Linked DNA regions of Homo sapiens: region 2 is linked to region 1. A link is an interaction called in ENCODE POLR2A ChIA-PET data of the cell type or tissue named here. Cell type or tissue: PC-9. All regions are shown on one strand. Each heading gives the region's core, and the rest is flanking DNA. Links, peaks and the distances in the headings are about the cores only. Region 1 has its middle 44 kb from the start of SOCS2-AS1. Region 2 overlaps CRADD (CARD and death domain containing adaptor protein).

What was found. Peaks named below come from ENCODE experiments on the same cell type or tissue, not always from the same donor. Only the 100,000 strongest peaks of a DNase experiment are listed, where the experiment ranks them.
Region 2: POLR2A ChIA-PET joins it to region 1 with 5 read pairs; 4 of 35 experiments call an interaction of 5 or more read pairs at or near these places.

What each region holds. Positions count from the first base shown.
Region 1 is chr12:93,525,688-93,528,610 of GRCh38, reverse strand. No RefSeq gene overlaps it. Among named protein-coding and RNA genes, the nearest start is that of SOCS2-AS1, 44 kb to the left of the region's middle. In PC-9, for the core only: no CTCF peak of the experiment used is centred there; a DNase peak (open chromatin) is centred at 1,630.
Region 2 is chr12:93,757,611-93,760,533 of GRCh38, reverse strand. The region is part of intron 2 of CRADD (CARD and death domain containing adaptor protein); the gene reads right to left. Among named protein-coding and RNA genes, the nearest start is that of CRADD-AS1, 21 kb to the right of the region's middle. In PC-9, for the core only: no CTCF peak of the experiment used is centred there; no DNase peak of the experiment used is centred there.

The DNA.
Region 1 (2,923 bases), core at 145-2,644:
CAAGTGATTCTCCTGCCTCCGCCTCCTGGGTAGTTGGGACTACAGGTGCCCACTGCCACGCCTGGCTGTTTTGTGTGTGTGTGTGTGTGTGTGTGTGTGTATTTTAGTTGAGATGGGGTTTTACCATGTTGCCCAGGCTGCTCTTGAACTCCTGAGCTCAGGCAATCTGCCCACCTCAGCCTCCCAAAGTACTAGTATTACAGGCATGAGCCTCTGCGCCTGGCCTTTATTTTAACTCCTGACCTCAGGTGATCCACCTACCTCTGCCTCCCAAAGTGCTGGGATTACAGACATGAGCCACTGCACCTGATCATGCATTTTAACAAATAAGTCCTTTCTCTCTGACTTTTCTTCCATCACAATCTTCCTCGTGTCAGAGAACTCTGGAGTGCCCCTGGACACTATGGAATCTGGCTTGGGGATACGCGAAGTCGGGTGTAGTGGATGTGTGTATGTGTTTAGTAATCACTGCCATGTCGTCTTGTTATTGTACAGATGGTCCCCAACTTATGATTTTTTGACTTTACAATGGTGCAAAAGTGGTACACACTCAGTAGAAATCATACTTGGCATTTTGAATTGGGATCTTTTCCTGGGCTAGCAATATTCAATAGTACTCTCAAGATGCTGAACAGTGGTATCAACCACAGCTGCCAGCCAGCCATGAGATCAGGAGGGTAAACAACTGATACTGTACTCTACAATGTACTGTATTCAGTACGTTACATGAGATGTTCTACACTTTATTATAAAACACGCTTGTGTTTGATGATTTTGTCCAACTGTAGGCTCATGTAAGTGTCCTGAGCACAGTTAAGGTAGGCTGGGCTGAGCTATGATATTCAGTAGGTTAGGTGCATTTCCTTTTTGTTCCCTCTTTTTTTTTTTTTTTTAGAGACAGGGTCTCACTTTGTTGCCCAGGCTGGAGTGCCATCATGCCATCATAGCTCACTGCAGTCTCTACTTCCCAGGCTCAAGCGATCCTCCCCCCTCCATCTCCCAAGTAGCTAGGACTACAGGCATGTGCCACCATGCTTGGCTAATTTTTAAATTTTTTTGTAGAGACAGGGTCTCATTATGTTGCCCAGGCTGATCTAGAACTCCTGGGCTCAAGCAATCCTCCCACCTTGGCCTCTCAAAATGCTGGGATTACAGGCATGAGCCACCATACCTGGCTATATTTCTGACTTAGGATATTTTCAATTTATGGTAGGTATATCAGGATGCAATTCCATCTAAGTTGAGGAGCATCTGTATTTGTACCTAAAATTGTATTCTTTATTCAAGAGGGTTTCCAAAATTATAACATTTCCCCAGTCTCCTCAAAGCTAGGTCTGCCCACACACTGAGGCACAATGTCATTTGCTTCAGACTCATGTCTCTATCCCCCAGAGTAATCTTGGACTTTGATGGCTTTGTCCTGATCTTAGTTTTATAGCATTGTACTTGTAGGTTGGCCCCTAATTTCCAATTAAGTGCAGCCCTTAGCTCAGAGTATGGCTTCTAACCCACACTTCTTTGTTCATTTTCTTTTTATACCTCTCTCCACCATTCCTCTGCGTACACACACACACACACACATACACACACACACACTCTTAAGTATCAAAGGCTGGAGTGCAGATTGGCCGTGAGTCATTCTTTAAAAATGAGCTTGAATGGACAAGGCAAACAATTTTCAGGAATGCCCACAGTTGCCTGTCTTTATTTTAGAGGACTAGAGTAGGAAATCAGGCAGGTGGTCTGTCTTTGAATCGAGGCTGTTTAATGAGACAGAAATATTTCCAACTCTTCACCTAACAAAACAGTGAACGAATAAAATTCTCTTAAATTAGGAAAGATCCTCAAACCAAAATCTCAGAAAAAAATTTTAGCACACACAAAGTGCTCTAGAACTATTATTAACAGAAGCTCATTTTAGATGAAAGCACACCCATTACTGCATATGGACTCTATTTCCATCTAAAATGTCCTGAAGGAGAGTTTCTTCCATGGACCCATATTCAAGATCAAGTTTTTTGTTGTTTATTTTGGGGGAGGAGAAGGAGTTGTTTTCATCTTTCCTTCTTCCATTCAATGCTTTTCCAGGAGTGTTAATATCATCTATGTTGTTGTTGTTGTTATTTTATGTTAACCTTCATTTCTCTGCTAGATTTTTAAATCATTTTCTGTTTTAATTATAAAAGCAATCCAGGCCGGGTGCAGTGGCTCACGCCTGTAATGCCAGCACTTTAGGAGGTTGAGTCAGGAGGATAGCTTAAACCCAGGAGTTTGAGGCCAACCTGGGCAACACAGTGGGACACCATCTCTACAAAAAAATAAAAAAAATAGCCAGGCACAGTGGCACGCACTCAGGAGGCTGAAGCAGGAGGATCCTTTGAGCCTGGGAGGTTGAGGTTGCAGTGAGCACCACTGCACACCAGCCTGAGTGACAGAGCGAGTCCCTGTCTCAAAAAATAATAATAATTGCTCCTCGGCCTTTTGGCTAAGATCAAGTACAAAAGAATAATAATAAATATTTTTAAATAAAAAGCAATCCATCACCTGTACCCCCCACAACTTTCTAACGTGTATTATCACCTTTGACTTCCTCAAATCCTCTTCAAGAATCACCCATCCCTATTTCAAGACTGGCGGACATCATTCTATTCCTTTTATAGGGCTTTGCTGTTTCCTAAAACACTTTCATTTTCTGGTGGCAATAAAAGTAGTCTGGTGGTGATACAAACTAATGTTGTTTTCTTTAACACTTACAGCTCATCTGTAGGATCACTTCGATTTGCACTCTTTTTGCAAAGGCAAAACATCTAAAGAAGAGACAGTATCCATACACTTGTCTACTCATTATTATCATTCGAGACAGACAAAACGCCCACCTGGGGAGGAAATTCCCCATGAAAAAGACAGAGTCATGTGAAGGTAT
Region 2 (2,923 bases), core at 334-2,833, 230 kb before region 1:
GATTCTAACATCTCAGACATCTTATTTTCTAAAAACAGAAAACGGACACTGCTAACCTAGCTCATTTTTCTTACAAAACAAAAGCAAGAACTAAGAAGATCTCTCATAGTAAATAAAACATGCCTGGATAAAATAAATAATAAGCCTTCTGGATTTATTAGTCAAACTCCTAAAAACATGGCTGATGTTTAAGACCTTCCATAATTGGGCAGAAAAAGTACACTTTCTTCTCCTCACACACACTCTCCCCACAAGTCATACTAAGTAGCTTCGCTCTTTTCCAAGAGAAAACTCATTTATAATTAATTAATCACACAGAGATTAATAAGATAATGGTTTTCTCCTAATTATAACTCCTTTGGCTAACATTTCTGTATTTTTTTCTCTATCCTCTTTACTTTCTTCCTTCCATTTCAGCTGAACATCCTCCCCATACTTTTGTGCTGCTTCTACCTTGGGACCCAGGCTAACAAGTGACTGGTAGTCTCCATGTCTCTGCGGGCTGGGTTAATCCAATTATACAATTAGCAGCCTGACCTTGAAAACCAAACAATACCTTTGCCCTTGTTTGCCACACCCCACCATCAGATGGGAGTAACTGACAAGGTGGTCAGCCCCATGTCAGTTTATTTTGAAAAGAGTAGACTCCCAACAATTTCTATTCCTGGAAGTCCAATGAACAGTCCTTGTTGTTCTCCCATTTTCCTTTGGCAACTTCTGCCTATCTGTGGAATTTATTAATAGCTACATATTTTCCTGTATTTCCTGGTGCTTTTTTTTCTGGAATCAGACTGAGATAGGGTGCCTGTAAACCTGTGTACCAAAGGGATTTTTGAATTGGTTCCTAAAAGAAAAAGTCATGGTTAACAAGTTTCTTTCTTGGCTATAGAAAGAGAGGTGGGGGTAAAGGGAGCAGTAGGACAAAGGAAGAAGAGTGAGCTGGGGAAACGATCCCAGAGGGCAAAGTGCAACAAAGTGGAGAAGAGAAATGATTTCAAAATAGTCAAACAGTATTCTCTGGGGACCAAAATGAAAGATGAAGAGAACCGGTGAGAAAAATAAAGGAATTAGTTTTTTATGCAAAGAATCTAAGAGAAGATTTTTTTTTTCCTTTCTCGAGCTAGTTCTAAGCAAAGAAAGGAAGTTTGTAAACTTTCAAGAAAGCTGGGTGAAGGTTTTATTATTATTCATATATGCAACTCTTTTTAACTGTAATAATTTTACCATAAATTGGTAACAGATTTTTTTCTCCTCTCATGCTATGTTCCCACTCCCCATTCCCCCACCCATCGCTACCTCCAAGGCAAGATTATATCAACAATTACTATTTCTGTGTTTTTTTCCATTCTAGTTACATCATGTCCACTAAAAGTAAACATTTATAACATAGCAAATTGTGTAACACAATACACTTCTCTATTTTGCTGGTCCTCAAAACTTCAAAAGTAATAAAACATTCTACACTTCCAAAAATTAAATGCCTTGGTATTTCAAGTTCTTAGTAGAATGTTTCTTAGGCCTTGAATTCCTGGAAACCTGTGAGGATAGCTCAAAAGAGACAAAATACCACAAAAGCACAACAAATAATGGCTGCAAAATGATTACAAGAACTTATTTCATTTCATAAGATTTAGCTCTGAACAGTCCCAGCCTCAAGTTTCCATACTTCTGTTTCTTATAATAAAATAATATAATAAGACTATATGCTTGAGGTTAAACTGTGTATACCCAGGATCTTAATGAAGCATTCAGATATAAACCAATATAAAATGGTATCAGATTAAAATCTACCAAATCTAAAATTAAATCTAAATTTTCACGTAAATCAAGCTAATAACAAAGCAATTTGCCTTACCAATTGAATAACACCAAACATAAAACCTTCCACTGCATTTAAAACATGAAAACAATTTTGTTTTATTCAAAGCTGTGGTGAACTATAAAGAACCACAAATATTTTAATTAAAAGAATTAAAAGTCATAATTATATTAATAACCATTAATATAAGTCATGGTTACATTAATATTAATATCAGTTAATATTAATATTAATTTAAAAGTCATGGTTATATTAATAACCATTAATAAAATAAGTTATATTTCTTAGTATACCATCAGAAACATTTAGTTATTGACTCAGAGATTTGTGTTTATTTTCTTAAATATTGTGGAGTTTCTACACAAGCCCCCAAATTATCTTTGTTTGATAAACAACATAGTAAGAATAGCAATGGGGAAAACTCTCATGCTCATTGTTAAACATGTGTTCTGGCAGATCTTTGGAATAGATTCTAAACTCTAATCTCAAAACATCTGCATTACTTCCCCACAGGGTAGAGACTGGTTTTAATTCTATATATGGTAACATACCTTTTGGAGCAAATCCAACCATGATAACAGCAGCAATGAGGATTAACTGACATTTCCTTAACGGATAGACTTCATTTCTTAGAAGAAACAAATGTGGGGTGTGAATACACATGACTAAACTCTAATGATAGGAGGAATATACCAAAATATCTGACACAGGGTCCTGTGCCCTCTTCTTCCAATGTATGCTGAGTCCAACCACCCTTTTCTATCTGCACCACTGCCACCCTTGTCCAAGCCATTGTCCCTCACATGGACAGCTACCATAGCCTCTTCAACAGCCTCTCTGATTCCTCCTGGATCCTCTACAATCAATTTTCCTACTCCAAAGCCAGAGGAATTTTTTTAAACTATCTACCAGATGATGACACTCCCCTGCACTTTTTTTTCCCTACCCTTCCTCCTCCTAACAATTCTTTTCCTACAGAAATGGAGAGGCTGAGCAAACAATGTCCTATTGCTATTGTCTCCTTCTTAAGCTCTAATGAGAACCAGGCTAAGAAAAGTTATCTCAAAAATTAGCACATTTTAAGCAGTGATATACTGCTACTCT